Regions from separate parts of the Homo sapiens genome. Here region 1 is linked to region 2. Evidence: chromatin loops called from intact Hi-C (ENCODE). Cell type or tissue: Panc1. All regions are shown on one strand. Each heading gives the region's core, and the rest is flanking DNA. Links, peaks and the distances in the headings are about the cores only.

The links. A loop is a pair of places that touch in the nucleus more often than their neighbours do. Peaks named below come from ENCODE experiments on the same cell type or tissue, not always from the same donor. Only the 100,000 strongest peaks of a DNase experiment are listed, where the experiment ranks them.
Region 1: it touches region 2 in a loop (9-fold over the local background); 33 of 110 quality-filtered maps call a loop at or near these places.

The regions. Positions count from the first base shown.
Region 1 is chr11:26,749,366-26,758,262 of GRCh38, reverse strand. No RefSeq gene overlaps it. Among named protein-coding and RNA genes, the nearest start is that of SLC5A12, 32 kb to the right of the region's middle. In Panc1, for the core only: CTCF peaks have their summits at 3,984 and 4,205 (motif pointing left); a DNase peak (open chromatin) is centred at 4,212.
Region 2 is chr11:27,482,639-27,491,535 of GRCh38, reverse strand. It overlaps the pseudogene RPL37AP7. Among named protein-coding and RNA genes, the nearest start is that of LGR4, 14 kb to the right of the region's middle. In Panc1, for the core only: CTCF peaks have their summits at 5,190 and 5,428 (motif pointing right); no DNase peak of the experiment used is centred there; H3K27ac peaks cover 2,133 bases.

The sequences.
Region 1 (8,897 bases), core at 192-8,191, 730 kb after region 2:
CAGTAAGATAACTCATTCTAAGGCATAGTTCTAAAAATACTTCCACTTAAAATCCTTCAAGGGCTTTTCACGGAATACAGAAAGAAATGAAATCTTCTTAGCCTGGGATTCAGGGCACTGTATGTTCTGGTCTGGGAATTATTTTTAGACTTTCTCCCCATTACAATCTCCTCTGTCTTTAATTCTAGCAATAATTCTGTACTTATTTTCCTCCATTGTGTCATGTACTTTTCATGCCTCCAAGCCTTTGTTCATGGTGTTCCCACCAGCAAGATTTTTCTTTATTTTCATTTTGAATTTTTTTTTCATTAAACCTTTGGGGACCAGCTGAAATATTTCTTCAAGAAACATAAGATCCTCTCAGCTCTTCTGCCTCTGTACTTCATTGGTACTTTGAACATATTATATTTGACATTACATTGCATTATATAGACTTGCCTGTTACATTTATGAATGGCTAGAGATCAAGAAATAAGTTTTTAATCTTTAATTTCTCCCAGGACTTAACAGAATCTCCAAAATAACTTAGTTGCCCCCCAAAGTAGTCAACTGACAAATTATTTTCTGAAAATTATCCTAGAGAAATAAAGTACCTACATACAAAGAGATGTCCTCCTGTTACTTAAGAACTAAAAAGTAAGACTTGTTTAATTTTTTAATGTTTGAGATAAGCCTCCACAATCTTCATTAAAAGCTTCCCTCAGCTACTTTGGTGTTACCAAGTTACCAAATGTCATGACCAGTACTCTGGTTGCTTTATTGTATTTTATGCTACCAGATTAAGAGCCTGCTCTCTGATGGCTGCTACTCGAAAATCACCCTTACAGCAGATACTTTTCAAGGGTCCTGAACACAAAGATTCTTCCTGATTTCTGAAAAGAACATGTTACCAATCAAGAAAAAACAAATTTTATTTACTTCAAAGTAGGGAATATCCTCTGCAGGAATGAAGGATGAGGAACCTGAGGTTTTGAGTAGATCTGACCAGAGCTGCTCAGAGGTATCAGGCACAGAAGAGGATCCTGAGGCAAAGGTAGAGTGGCCAGTTACTAAGACACAGGAAAGAAAACAAGCCAGAAGATTAAAGAAAGAGTAGAGCTCAATAGGTACGCAGACTTGGTGTCAAAGGTAGAATAACATGGAATCAACCGGAGTGTCCATCAACAGATGAATGGATTTCAATAATGTGGCATATATATACAATGGAATACTATTCACCCCTAAACAAGAAGGAAATCCTATCATCTGCAACAACATGAATAAACCTGGCAGACATTATGTTAAGTGAAATAAGCCAGGCACAAAAAGACAAATGCCACACCATCTCACTCATATATGGAATCTAAAAAAAGTCAAACTCATGGAAGCAGAGAGTAGAATGGTGGTTATCAGAGGCTGAGGCTGTGGGGTTGAGGAGAGGTTGGTCAAATTATACAACATTTCAGGTAGAGAGAAGAATGTGTTCAAAAGATCTGTTGTACATTATTGTGACTATAGTTCATAATAATCTATTGTGTACTTGAAAGTTGCTGAGATTTTAAATGTTCTCATCACAAAAAATAGTAAGTGTGTAAGGTAATGTATATGCTAATTACCTCGATTTAACCATTCTACAATGTATATGTATATCAAAACATCATGTTGTATATCATAAATATATAGAATTTTTATTTGTCAACTTAAAAAAGGCAGGGTAAAGATTTCACTTCATAAGAGATTATTGTTTTTCCATTGTTATTAAAAATATATGAATTTCTATTCCAGAATTTAGCATAAAGTATAAGTGAGCAGAGATGTTTCTAAACAAGGGAAAACTCAATATTTAGCTAACTTACACAGCCTTACTATGATAAAATATATGATTTTATTAAGCTCTAAGAAATATTCATAATGGCTTGTAGAAATTTTGCAAGCTCCCTGGAGCCAAGATTTAATATTTGAGGGCATCATTACAGTGGATCTATCCCAATTCAATCACATTTATTTTTGGAACACCTTTATTTCAGGAAGAATATTTCCTCTAGCTTTACTTTCTCATCCTACTGCTTTACTCTCAGCAAAGAGGGTCTTCACTGTAAAATTCAGAGAATTTAAAAATCCCTCTGAAGCCACTCATTTTAATTGTTCAAGTCTGCCAATCTACCCTCTTCCTTCATGAAACCTAAGGCTGCCATCTGCAACTATTTGAAGAGAAAGAGGTCTAGATCCAAGCCTTACAAAGAATTTTCTTCAAGGGAGGCTTAAAATGCGTCCTGTGACATGAGAGTCGCATGACACCAGCTGAGAATAAGGCCTTTTGAGGCTGCTGGAGAAAGCGATCAATGGAGTGAGACCAGAGAGGCTGTTCTTGTCAGCCACGATTTACACACTTTGAGGAATCATCCCCCTTCCCTCTGTTCATGAGTGATTTGTGCTCAGTGAGCTGACATTTTCTCTTTTTATTCATTTATTTTTATTAAAAATCAATACATGCCCTACTATAAAAATTCTAAGTAAAAAATATTGCATAGAAAGCAAAATTATTCTTTTACCATGCCCTTATGTCCCCAATTTTATAGTCAGTCCCAAGTCACTATGTATCCTTGCACATATTATTGTCTACATGTGCTAAAAAGAGTAAGCTCATGCATTTTTATTATCTATATAATATTTCATCACCTTAAACATCTATATAATATTTCATCACCTTAAATATGATATAATTGTATTTCATGGACATCATTTCATATAAATCATCACGTCCAGGCAGTGTGTTCTTTTCACAAGCTTATGAAGTGAACTAGAAATAGGAAAATGTTTTTGTCTTTTTTTTTCCTGGAGATTTGATCCTCTGCTTAATTCCAAATAATCAGTTTGCATTCCTCTGTTCTGTAGCTGCAACTAGAGAACAATTTTAATATTAATATTTGCTGTTTACATTTCTTTACCGTGCCCTTCAGTGAAAATTTACCATCCTTTCAGATAAAGAACAACTGTAGAGCGGTTGTCAGCCGCTCAGTATTTCAAAGTAGAAAGATAAAGGTTGATCATCAGAAACCTGTAACACAAATCAAAAGCAAGTCTTTGCTGGATGGTTTACTGCAGATCATTTCTGTTTTCTTCTTTTCCTCTATCTTTACCCCTTTCTATCTTTCATGTGTCCTTTACTTCTCCTCTGTTTTGACCTCAACTTTCCTGGGTGGTTCTCCGTTGCCTGTCTGCATTTCTCTTCTTTGCTCATGTTTTTCATTTCTATCCTGTCTTACTCTCCTGCTTAACTAATGATTTTATAAAATTATAGTCTTTTTAAAAACATTTTTATGGTAAAGGCCCAGTTGAACATACTGTGACATAATTACAGAGCACCATATAACCATTAAAATTTATAGCATGGAAATATATTTTTAATATAGAAAAATGTATATGATACATTGTCAATTTTTAAAATCTGCAAAACAGTATATATAGCAAAATCCTGTTTTGGAGATAATTCTGTTTATAGAGACATGGGATTTTTAGATAACAGTTTATGGAGTTTATATTTGGGTGGTGATGACGTTATATTATTTTCATTATTTCTTTTCACTTTTTATGTTTAAATTTTTTCTTATTTAGTATACGTGTAAAATAAAATGTTTTTTAAAAAGTAACTTAAACACATTTGCTGCGTTTATTGAATGAAGTCATTTTGTCTTTTCTAAAATTTCATTAAGAAAAATTATGAAGTTAAAAGTGCATAACAAAGGAAAAAATTAAAATTAGGATTTTAAGTAAATAAAAGATAAAGTGATTTTTCAACCACTTAAAAGCCTAAGAAACAAGTACGAGACAATTTTTCTTGCAGGGGTAATCAGGGACTTTGAGTTGAGGCGGCTGCCACCACCAGAAAGAGACATATTCTGCTTATTTTCCAGGTTCATACTGTCCCGCTTGGCCTGAGGTCTACCAGTCCCAACACAGTCAGTCCAGATGCAATTTAGGGGCAGAGCCCTATAAACACATTTGTGATTTCAGCATCTTTCTGAATACAAAACAAAATAAATAAAATAAAAAACAAACTTAAAAAAGAAAATCCATTTCTTTTTACCTGTCTGTGGCCTTTGACTGAATTCCTACTTCTAATCCTTTCCTCTACTCTGAAGTCCTGGGCCCTAAAAATAAACAAAATCCAGCAGGTCTAGGGGTAACCACAGGAGTTAAACATGAAGAGGCTGCCATCTGGTGGTCTCTTAGACCGTGCTTTCATTGTCAGTTTTATTATGCAACACAGCTGGGTCATATTAGACTTGTTTCAAACTGTAGTCCATAGATTATACATACAAATCCTATTCATGCATTCGAGAAGAATTGGGTTCTTATACGGTCATTTTTTATGACTTTTTATGAAGAAAGGGTCATTTGAATTAGGGTGTGTGGCCCATTTCTGGCAGCTTTGCCATTAACATGACTCTGAATGACTTACTGTCTTCAGTCTTTGGAGACTCTTAGAAATTCACAGTGCATCTTACTGTGTGTGTTTGCTGCACACTGACGACGTTTTCCAGACCCCGGTAGAGGCAGCCACACAGAAGGTCTCTGTGTATTAAGCCAACAGAGACTATATTATAAAGATGTCTTAGAATTTCATCATGTGCAAAAAATTGTGTCTGGAGGCTTTATTCAAACACACACAATATTCATCTATTCATTTGCTTTTCCAATATTTGAGGAAAAGGCATGGTGGGCTTCAAATTGCCTTGTGTCATTTTATCTGATGGCAGATGGCTCCTTGGTCAAATAATCAATATCAAAATTACTAAAACATTGAAATTACTGGAAAAAAACATCAAATCTCTTCCAACATAGGCTCCTCAGACATACTATATGACCAACTGTCAACCAGTTCCTGAAGGCTGCAGTTTTTGGAAACAAAAAATTCAAAGAAGTGAGTTTCTCTAACTTTCAATGCATCTGTAGCTGACTCCTCCTCTCCTCCTTCAAATTCAATTCTGAGAATTTGTGTTCTTATTGACTTATCATACTCAGACATCATACTAAGTTCTCCCTCTAAATATCCCCTGATATCTTGCCTCTTCAGTCATCTTTCTTTTATTTTGATTATTTTCTTCAGCAACTTCCTCCTAGTATACAAAGTACTAAAAACTCCATTATCCCTAAAATACAACAAAAGCAAAAAATATGACAAAACTAGTTTTGCTTCGTCCGATATTTTTCTTAAGCCACCATTCCTCCCAGTTTTTCTTCTTTCCCTTAGAAGCCTCTCAAGGGTCTAATTTACATTTCTGCCTTTCTGTGACTTTGAGGATGTGACTTAGACATGGAACTCAATTGGATACGTAAATTAAGATGTCCTCAATAGTGACACAGTATCTTAAGTAATCAGAATAAAAAGGCCATCCAGAAAATAAATATAGTTTGACAACAAAAGAGGGCCAGGGGCTAGAGGTTAAGAAACGCCTACCTGTAAGAGGCAGACAAAGAAAGCAGTGTCAGCATAGCAGCCCAGGTGGAACTTTGGAACATAGCCCTGTAAATACACTTGTGTTTTTGGCATCTTACTAAGGACAAAAGAAAAGAAAAGAAATAAAAATAAAATAGAAAGTAGTTGATGAAGAGGGGCTGAATGATGAAAGAACAAAGTGGATACAGCCAAGTACCAACAACGGTAGTAGAAGCACCAGTGTAAGTAGCAACAATAATAAATGCATTGATGGTTCTGTATATTGATCACACATTTTATACTAACCCTCTTTTAGGTGTTTGTACTCTTTTTCATTTAATTCTCACAGCAATCATCAAGATAAGTGTGATTTTTTTTTTTTTTGGTAGAGTTGAGGAGTCTGAAGCTCAGAGCACTTGTATTATTACTTTTAATGGCAAAAACCGCAATTAACTTTGAACTAGCCCAATATTTCCCAGTTTTACCAAACTAAGATGACAAAAGCTAGACTAGAATTCAGTCCCCTTTTCAACATTTCACACATCCCAAAAGATACAATATGTACACATACACACATATATATGTGTGTGTGGGTGTTATATGTGTGTGTGTGTGTGTATATGTATATAATATATATAATTGCAATATAATAAAATAAGCATAAATAAAATACATACTATGTAAATAAAGTAAATATATGTATAATGTTACATGTGTATAAATACATACGTAAATATAAACTATCTCCTTTTCCTTTGTCCCTCTCTTGACAAATGCCAAAGAAGACTCAGGCTAAAGCTTTATTCTCTCTTCCTGTCTCATTTTCTGTTGATTCCATTTTATTTCTATTTTGTGTTGATTTGCAGTTGTACTACTCTGAGAATAGTTCTTCATCTTCATTTGTGTTAAAAATCAAGTTTCCGAAAAATTACAAACCCTTTAGACAATCTTTTACCTCCCCTGATTCAACAGCCTGCCTCTAGAGCTGGGGTTCTTAGAAAGCATTCTACACATACGCTGCTTTTTTTCAAACTTTAATTTTACAGAAAAAAAAGGAGTGTATCAGTTTTCTATTGCTGCTGTAAGAACTTCAAGAAACTTAGTGGCTTAGATAATAAATTTATTATCTCACAATTCTCTAGGTCAAAAGTCTGAAATTGGTCCCACTAAGCTAAAATCAGCATGTCGCAGGTCACATTCCTTCTAGAGGCTCCAGGGAAGAATCTATTTCCTTGCCTTTTCCAACTTCTAGAGCCAATCTGTATTCCTTGGCTAGTGGGCCCTTTCTCCATCTTCAAAGCCACTGATGTCAGGCTAAGTCCTTCCCATGTCACCATCTCTCCTTTTCTCCCTGTTCTGCGTACCTCTTCTGCTTTTATAAGGACTCCAGTGATTCCATAAAGCCCTCTGGGATAATCTAGGATAATTTGCCTATCTCCAGTTTAATTTACCATCTTAATTCCATCAGCAATCTTAATTACTCTTTGCCATGCACCTTAACATATTCACATAGAATGTGGACATTTTTAGGGGGCTACTATTTTGGCTACCACAATGATGAGTTAAACAAGGCTCACAAGAATTAGTACAATGAAACTTATATTGTCTTTAATTATGACATCATGACATTTCTCTCAATATATCTATATTTATTGCTACACATAGATGAATACCATAATAATTATTTATGAAATTTTAAACAAATGACAGGCATTATGACCCTTCATACTTCAGAAAGTAGCTTCTAAGAACAAGGATATTCATTTATAATCGCAATGCAACTAGCAAGTTTAGGAAATTATCAATGATACAATACTATCATCTAATATACATATTTCAATAGTTCTTCCCAAACTATCCTTCACAGAAAAAAAAAATCCCACCCAGGATCAGTCATTGCATTTTGTTTTCATTCTTCTTCAATCTCCTTTCTCTGCTATGAAACTGACATTTTTGAAGAGTATAGGACAGTTTCTACAGGAAGTCCCTCAATGTGGGATTTTCTGATTTTTTTTTCCTCATGATGAGATTCAGGTGATGCATTTTTGGCAGAAATACCACATGAATGATGCTGTGTCATTTTAGTGCACTCCATCATGGGGCATGCATCTGGTATCAGGTTGGCCTGTAACGAATTGGTAATGTTAGCTTTGATTACTTGACTAGTGGTGTTTACCAAGTTTTTACACTGTATAGTTGTCATTTTTTTATTCATAAGTAATTAATAATCTGTGGTGAGACATTCTGAGACCAGAGAAATATTCTAATCCTGAGTCCATCAAAATTTCACCCATTGCTTTTAGCATACACTGTTGATTCTTGCCTCAGTTATTAGTAATAGCAATGGAAAAACGGGAATTAAAAAACCCAAATTCATTCTTTTTGACAGTGTTTATGGAAATACTTCCTCATGACCATATTGAATTATAGTTTATGGTAACTGAGCAAAGCCCATGAATATCTTCATCTCTCTAGAGTGTTGGGGACTCTGATTGTATTACAAATTTGATTCAGTATTATCTTGAAATGCTTGAGTGGAAGTCAGGCCATTAGAGTTTCTGGAGTTTCTTAGGTCTTTCATTTTACTAATTCTAAAACATATGGCCTCTGGCTGAGTACTTGATAATTGTTTGGAGTGATTGAGGCTCAATAAGTTTCTACTAATTTTATAATATCTCTCAATGCTGGGCTTACTAACATGGCAGACCCAAGAGATGATGCAATATCATGCCTGTCATTAAGAAACACATAATCTAGTTAGAGAAAATGATAAAAAAAAAAAAAAACAAGTATAGTTAGGAACAGTCTCTGAGATTCAGAACCTTTGTGAAAGAACTGTAGATTAATTGAGTCTTTAAAATTGAATAGGATTTTAATTGGAGGAGAAAACTAGGCTGGTGTTCAAGGTAATAGAAACTGCATAAACTACATGTGGAAGCAGAAAAGAAGACAGCACTGCTGGAGAAAAATTAGGGCAACTACTGAAGAGGAAGATTCATGTTGAAAATTAAAGAGAGGAATTATTTGTAGAAGTAAGATGATGCTAGCTACTGAAAGTTGTTGAAGTTTTAGACGAGATGTTTCACCTTAAAATGACAGATAGAGGTTCTTGAGCAAGATGAAAATGGTATTTTAAGAAAATTACACTGTATAGGTGTGCAGGATGGATTAGAATGGATGGGCACCTGCGGTAGAGAGATTGGTTAACAGGCACTGCAAAATGCTTTGTAAATTAGAATGCATGATGCAAAGGCTTATGAATGTGAGAGAAAGAACCATAATGAATGCCCTTGGGATGCAGAAGGTGGGGTGAGTTTAAGAGATTTCAGAGTAAGAGTCAAAGTAAGTTAGAAGGATATCTCAGCCTAACAGCTGAGGTTCACATCCAGTCTACTTCTGGCTCCTGGCAGACAGTAAGCACACACCATAACTTGGTTGTGTCTATTTTTAAAAAGGATGAAATTTGTATATGGGATAA
Region 2 (8,897 bases), core at 538-8,537:
CGTCAGGGCATTGTCTCCTTCAGCACTGAGAGTAGTTTATGCAGCAGTCCTTGCTCCAGCTGGGTGAGATGAGGATTTGTCTTTGACATGGGACATTCAGCCTGTAAAGGTTTGTACAGGTTCCTTATGATCCATGGGCCTGGTACCAAGCATTAATTAAGCCAGAACCAATTGTGTTGCTCCCTTTTTAAAACTCTGCATTGTACTTAGGATAAAATCCAAATACCTTGCCATGACCTCAAAGGTTCTGCATAATCCCTGCCCTACTTCCTCTCAGGCCTCATCTCAGTCCACTGCCCTACTTGTTCTGCTCCACAGCCTATTCCCTTGCTGGAAGGCTTCCCTCTGGTTCTTCCACTAACTGGCTGCCCCTCATTCAGGTGTCAGCCAAAGTTGCGTTGCCTGTTAAGTTCACCATCTAAAGGCTGATTCCTCATCCTTTAACATGGCAACACCTTGTCGTTTTTGTTTTTTGGGGTGTTTTTGTTTTTTTGAGAGACAGTTTCGCTCGTTTCCCAGGCTGGAGTGCAATGGCATGATCCCAGCTCACTGCAACCTCCGCCTCCCGGGTTCAAGAGATTTTCCTGCCTCAGCCTCTCAAGTAGCTGAGATTACAGACATGCCACGATGCCCAGCTAATTTTGTATTTTTAGTAGAGATGGGGTTTCACAATGTTGGACAGGCTGGTCTCGAACTCCTGACCTCAGGTGATCCACCCACCTCGGCCTGCCAAAGTGCTGAGATTACAGGCATCAGCCACCGTGCCCAACCAACACCTTGTTTATATTAACATGCTTGTGTCTTTTCCATTAAAATTTAAGTTGCATGACAGCAAGAAGGACACGACTGTACCCCCATTACTTAACACAGTGCCTAAAACGGTATGATGTCTTGTTATACCTTGTTGAATTGACTGGCTTTCCATAATTCCACAGGTAGATCAATAACTTATATTGGCACTGTATAAACACAATGATGTGTGTATCAGGTAGACACAGTATTTATCAACTGATCTTGATGTTAGATGTCCTAGAAAGGATCAAAATACTATAGGGACAATACCCTTGTCAATCTTTTATTACCTTGCTCCATTAACATGCCAAGTACCATTTGTGGAGGACAACAATGAAGGTTACTTTCATCTTTTATGTAAAACTGTTCCAACTAATGTTAATAGTAGATAAAATTTGTACAGTAACACCTAATTTTTAAAAATAGAACAAAGATTTTCTTTGGGTATTGCCACAACCAAAATTAAATGAAAAATTGTGTACTGCTAACCAAGACCTAATTTTTAAAATGTCTATTGTGTAATTTTAAATAAAAAATAACAAGGCTGGACACAGTGGCTCACACCTGTAATCCCACTACTTTGAGAGGCCAAGGCAGGCAGACCGTTTGAGCCCAGAAGTTGAGGACCAGCCTGGGCAACATGGTGAAACCCTGTCTCTACAAAAAATACAAAAGTTAGCCAGGCATGGTGGTGCACACCTGTAGTCCCAGCTACTGGAGAGGCTGAGGCAGAGAATCAGTTGAGCCTGGGAGTTCGAGGCTGCAGTGAGCCCTGATCGTGCTACTGCCCTCCATCCTGGGTGACAGAATGAGACCCTGTCTCAAAAAATAACAGCAATGACATAGTGTAGTGGAAGAAACACTGGACTTACATTCCAATTATGCCATTAACATATGATCCTTAAGTCTTCATTTTCTTGATTGTATAATAAGGGAGGTTGGTAGTTTCCAATCTGGTTTCATTTCTTTATTCCTTAGAAAAGTCCTCTCTTCAGCCAAAGCCTAATATATAGAACTACGCTGGTTCAAGAAGGCTGTCCCCTTCAACCCCCCTTCCCATGCTGCAGACAGGAGTTCCTCTGAGCACAGTTTGAAAACCTTTGTCCTAGAGCTGGGGTCCCCAGCTCCATGCCGCAGATCTGCTAGGATCTGGTAAATCTGTTAGGAAGCAGGCTGCACACCAGGAGGTGAGTGTCGGGAGAGCAAGCATTATCGCCTGAGCTCCGCCTCCTGTCAGATCAGCAATGATGGCGTTAGATTCTCACAGGAGCGTGAACCTTCTTGTGAACTGCGCATGTATGCAAGGGACCTAGGTTGCCCACTTGTTGTGAGAATCTAATGCCTGATGATCTGAGGTGGAACAGTTTCATCCTGAAACCATCCCTATCTCCCTGTGAACCACAGCCTTCCCCCGCAACCCCGGTGGAAAATATTATCTTCCACAAAACCATTCCCTGGTGCCAAAAAGGTCAGGGACCAGTTTAAAGTCCATTCCTGTTCTAAAAGTGCAATAACATTAACACGCAATTGGTTTGATGTGAACTATTTTGTATCATGTAATGACATATAAGCTAGTTTATGCACAAAGGGGGTATTTTCTAAAATATCAGAAATATTGATAATCATGCATGGCTGCCTTTCATAAAGCATCTACTAAGCACTGCATCTAATCCTTATAACCCCCCAATAAGATGGGTGTTATTCTGTTTCACAGAATCAGGAACACCAAATAGTTTATTCATAATTACACACTTACACTGACTCATGGACCAGATTCTAATCCCAAGTTTATTTTCAAAACCCATAATTTTCCCCCAATACCACACTGCACTTTTAGCAAGATTTTCTCTCTCATTCATTTTATTTTATTTTTTTAGGTTTCTTGTTGGATTTGTTGTGGTTTTTTTTTTTTAATCTAGAGCCCTGTAAGAACAACAACAAAAAAAGCAGAGTATGAATCTAACTCGTATATTATGTCAATATTCAATTGGATATTTTTAAGTTGGCATCTCTTCCCCAGTATATAGGTATTATTTCATTAAATAGCATTAGCACATTGAAAATACCACCTATTATTTTCTACCTATTGTTACTTTGTATCACAAAATTATAAATGATACGTATGTTGTAGCAATTAAAAATTTTTAAGAGATGAATTCTACGGAAAATGGCAGCAATTTAAGTGAATTATTTCCATAGGGGGAAAAAAAATTTAAAAAAAATAGGTTGGGTGTAGTGGCTCACGCCTGTAATCCCAACAGTTTCAGAGGCCGAGGTGGGAGGATTGCTTGAGGCCAGGATTTGGAGACCAGCCCGGGCAACATAGACCCCATTTCTACATAAATTTTTCATTAAAAAATAATGAAATAGCATTCTATTAACTGTTAATGATGGTGGAAGGAACTAACTGAAGAAATGACAATGGGAAAAATTGGAAGAAGAAAGTGATCAGCTATGGTTTTATACATTTCAATAAAATGAGCATGATTTTGAGTCTTGTTTTACTGGGTACATACCATAAAATTAATTCATTTATTCATTCACTCAACAGTATTTATTGAGCATCTATTATGTACTGGACAGTGTAGTTAAGATATAGCAGTCTACAAGATAAAATCCTGATAAGGAACACATATTCTAGTGGGAGAAGCAGAAGAACAAGAGAACAAATAACGTAATTTTAGGTAGTGACAAGTATTATAAAGTCCAGCAGGCTACGAGCGCTAGAGAGCAATAAAAAAAATTAGACTCACGGAAATTCAATCACTTGTCAAGGTGCCAGCTAAATCCCACAGTCCCTTCTCACACTGGGGTATGTCTGGAGTGGACTCAGGGACATGGGCTCAACATGTCTAAGCAGCTTATTGTGGCTTTTGTCAAAACCTCCATACAGCACCAACTGCACTTCCCATTATGCTTGTCATCACTAAGCACTCACATTACCTTTTTTTTTTTTTTTTTGAAACAGAGTTTTGAGCTCATATTTCTGGACCTCTGTCGCCCAGGCTGGGGTGCAATGGCGCAATCTCAGCTCAGTGCAACCTCCGCCTCCCAGGTTCAAGTGATTCTCCCTCCCTCAGCCTCCCAAGTAGTTGGGATTACAGGCACCACCATGCCTGACTAATTTTTGTATTTTTAGTAGACACAGGGTTTCGCCATGTTGGCCAGGCTAGACTTGAACTCCTGACCTCAGGTGATCCGCCTGCCTTGGCCTCCCAAAGTGCTGGGATTACAGGCATGAGCCACTGCACCTAACCAGCACTCATTATCTTGAAAGCACCTGCTGTGTGCTGGTGAGCCCTTTCCACCAGTTATCCTTAACACATCCATTGGCTGCCCAGCCCAGTTAGAATAGAAACCCAAGCCCCTCTCTATGACCCACCAAGCCCTGCATAATCCAGCTTCTGCTTCCCTCCCCAGCCTTCACTCATACACTTTTTCCCTCTCTGTCTCCAAGTGTCTCCAACAGGACAGGCCTTCACACTTGCGGTTCTCTCTACCTGGAACCTCCTTTGCCCTCTATTGCTATATATTTGTCAATTTTGGCTACTCCCTCCTCAAGATTATAAACTTGTTGAGGGCAGGCAGGCCCCTGTTTAGTTTTCTGTTGTGTATTTAGAGCGGAGAACAGCACCTACCACATAGTAAACAATATTTGTTCACAGAAGAAACAATTTGAAAGAAGACTGTGGTGTTATTTTTGATAGGACAGGAAAGGACATCTGAGATGACATTTAAAGAGACCTGAATGGCGTGAACTGAAGAAGCCACTCTCGGACTATCTGGGAAATCGGGGTTTTTGACAGGGACCAATAAAGAGTATCTCCCTTCCCCACTTGGGTTCTAGGTACAGTAGGAAATAAATGAGTGGCAGATGAGGGCCAGAATATGAGCTTTATTATTTATTAATTTATACTGACCACAAATGTTTGTCGGATGTCCACTATTTGCCAGCCACAGTTAGGGGCTGGGAATTCTGTGGAGAACAAAACAAAGCTCTTGCTCTCACAGAGCTGACACTCTGCTCAAGGCTGGGCAGGGGCATGTACCTGAGGCCTGAGAAGAAAATGGGCATTCTGAAAACTGGCCAGAGAAAACTTCTCAGAGAAGCCTGTGGCTGGGGGGCTCAGTCTGGCCAATTTTCAGGCATGGAATGGGCATGGTCGGGACTGAACTCTGATGGTGCCCATCCCGCAGGGGCAGAGGTTGCCCCCTCTCTAGGAGTGGCTAGGATAAGGGCCTGTTGCCTCTCAGATTACCAGTCAGATGCCACTCCACTCCCATGGAGTCAATTTTACCAAGGGTGGAAGCGGGTAGGAGTGATCACTCACATGATAAAAGCTAGAAAGGATGGTATCCCTGCATCCAGGCAAACACATGAACCTATCCATAATTATAAAATAGAATGGCTGCAAACAAAATTAAACCTTTGTTGCAAATATTGGCAGTATTGGAATTTATAATATGATATTTTTCTTTTAAAGCTAAGGAGGGAAGGACTTAATCACACAGACACACACACATACACACACACACACACTTTTCCCCCCATTGCCTTCTGTAAATACAAATAACTCCTCACAAATTTATTATGCTATATGCATAATCCTTTTCTCCTACCTTTTCACATTTGACCACAAGGTGACGCCAAAGTGCTATTGTTTCTATTTTAGAATTTTCTAGCAGTTCTTGCTAACTGAAGCTCAGACCAAAGATTTAAAATGTACTCCATCTTTTCTTTTTAATTCAAAATTTAAATTGAAATGTATTTTATAAAATTCAAAGCTTTGTAAATGTGGAGAAACAACTCCTCCCAAATAAACCCTAAATAAAACAAACATGTAAAATACCAAACTACATGAATAGTCATCTACCACTTAGTATAAAGGTTTGGGAAGGTGGTGGGGTGGTGTATTTAATACTGCTTTTTCGGTCCTTCTACTAAATATAAACAACTTTAGATGACTGGAAATTATCTTTGGCTTTGCTTCTCTTACGTGTCTTCACCCCTCACAGGATGTTTGAGAAAAGTAATTTCATAGGGGATGTGGCAGCTTCTTTTAAATAAACTGGAGACCATCGGAATCATTGCGATTAACTTGTTGTGTGTGACAATAAACTTGTCAAAAATGTTCTTTTCCGTGAAAATTTAAAATAAAAATTAAACCGAGTACAGAGTAGAAAGAGCAGTTGACCTAGATATTAGCTCCAGTTCTGTCTATAACTAGGTATGTTGTGGCCTTGGGTAATTTGGTTATCCTCTGTGGGTCTGATTTCACACTATTAAATGAGAGGATTTAGCACATATCCCCAAAGTTTCTTCTATTTCTGAGGATTTTTTTTTTTTTTTTGGAAACAGTGTCTTTTTTTGTCGTCCAGGCTGGAGTGCAATGGTGTCATCATGGCTCACTGTAACCTCAACCTCCCGGGCTCACGTGACCTCCCACCTCAGCCTCCTGAGTAGCTGGGACTATAGGTGCAGGCCACCACACCCTGCTAATTATCATTTTATATATATATATGCATATGTATACATATATAGAGAGACATTTAATGGGAAATTATAATTGTTTCATATTGTTTCCTGAAAATGCTGATACAGTGTAGGTCAAAGAAAACACCAAAAGTATAATAGAAGAGGCAGTATACGTATATTATTTAGTATATCCTAAACCTTTAGAAACTTTTTTGGAGACAAGAGTCTCCGTCACCCAGGCTGGAGTGCAGTGGCATGATCTCAGCTCACTGTAACCTCTGCCTCCTGGGTTCAAGTGATTCTGGTGCCTGAGCTTCCCAAATAGCTGAGATTACAGGCATGCACCACCATACCCAGCTATTTTTTGTATTTTTAGTAGTGACAGGGTTTCGCTGTGTTGGCCAGGCTGGTCTCAAACTCCTGGCCTCAAGTAATCCACCTGCCTCGGCTGCCCAAAGTGCTGGGATTACAGGCCTGAGTCACCATGCCCAGCCTAAAAACATTTTTTTTAAATATTAACTGTAATTTTAAAACTAAACTGCCAGGTGCAGTGGCTCACACCTGTAATCCCTGCACTTTGGGAGGCCGAGGCAGGTAGATCACGAGGTCAGGAGTTCAAGAGCAGCCTGGCCAACATGGTGAAACCCTGTCGCTACTAAAAATACAAAAATTAGCCGGGCATGGTGGCGGGCACCTGTAATCCCAGCTACTCGGGAGGCTGAGGCAGAGAATTGCCTGAACCCAGGAGGTGGAGGTTGTGGTGAACAGAGATCGCCCCACTGCACTCTAGACTGGGCAACAGAGCAAGACTCCGTCTCAAAAAACAAACTAACAAACACTAAAGTTTGCAGTTTGCTCCAGTGTATCTCAAAATCAAACTGGTAGGAACAGACTTATAAAAAGCTAATAGATATATCTAACTTGGAAGACTTGTATCCTTATGCCATATTTTATCATTTGACTACTAAAAAAAGAAACTGAATTAAAATAATCCATCACAGCATGCTTCTCCAAAACGATAGTATTAACACAATGCAAACATCAGAATGTCCAATAAAGTTAACAAGCCAAGGCAATTTTGTTACATACATTAACCCATTTATTATAGGCCAATGATGTCTCAAAGAGTAGAAGAGCGTCTACCGGTCTTTGAATTCCTTCAGTCTTCTGATGGCGACTTTACCGTGACAGCAGAAGTGGTATTGTAGGTCCAGGCACTGCCAGCCACTGTCTTCATGCAGAAACCACAGTGCCAGATCCCCGTAGCTCATCTCTTCATCTTGGTTTTGCCACAGAAAGAGCAAATGTACTTGGTGTGCTGGGTGATTTCAATTCTTCTTCACCATTTTCCGGAGGGAGGCCCCATAGCGGGTCCCATATTTACTGATGATTCTGACTTTCTTGGTGCATTTGGCCATGTCACCGCAAACTAAGTCTAAGCCCAGAGAGCTATGTGTTTTTTTGTTTGTTTGTTTGTTTGTTTGTTTGTTTTTTTAAGTAGAGATGAGGTCTCGCTGTTGCCCAAGCTGGTCTTGAACTCCTGAGCTCAAGCAATCCTCCCGCCTCAGCTTCTCAAAGTGCTGGGATTACAGGCGTAAGCCACCACACCCAGCCTTATTTCTAATTTTTAAAGCATCAAGAAGAAACAGTTTGTCACAACGTAATACAACTTTCTAACAGCCAGAAGTGCCCAAAGATGGACTACTCCCCATGGAGGTATGAATATGCCAACTCTAAGGTATCCAAGAATAGCAGGGATGCTGTTCAGCCTTCTTAAGCCTTAGGAAGGTAATTAAACTAGCGTTAATGTCTTTTCTAACCCTGTGTTTCTACATTCTGAAAGTTGAATTGTAAACTGCTTGTAGGAGAGCTCCATGTCGTACCTTATATCCTGGGGCTGCAGTGAAAGGCACCTGTCAGACCTCTCACTGTGGGGACACTAATTGACTAACAGTCCTAAGGTAAAATCCTTCACCCTGTTTGTGCCAAGGCCACACTTCCTATGGGCTGGTCCCAGCCCATGACTGAGCATGGCTGAGATACTAAGGCAGTCCTGTTCCTGGGAGACGTGAGACTCTGGCAGATAATTTTTGTGGCTTTGCTGAAATTTTATAGAACTGCACTGAAATCTAAGACTCTTTTCCTTCCTTCACCTCCTCACCTGGGGCCAGACCCACATCTCAATCTGATGGTTTCTCAGACGCCCTTAGCTCCCTCCCCATTTTCCCTTCACAATCACTTCCCCTAACAAATCTCTTGCATGAGTAATCCCATATTGATGTCTGCTTCTCAGAGGACCCACACTTGCCTTATCTTGTAGCAAAAAGTCATACGTCTTGGTTAGTGGTGGAGGCCTACATCAGAATCAGGAACTTTTTAAACACTGGGAATTCAGGGACCCACAGAGACCTTCTATAATAGAATCAATGGAGATGGAATCTTGGAACTTCTGTATTACAAACCTTCCCAGGGTGATTTACATGCAGACAGCCCTGCATCAGTCAAAACTCTTCAGTACCTAGCGGAGTACATTTTGAAAAGTAGGTATGTGGTAAATAGTCCTTGAAAAACAAAATCCAGCTGGGTGCAGTGGCTCATGCCTGTAATTCCAGCACTTTGGGAGGCCGAG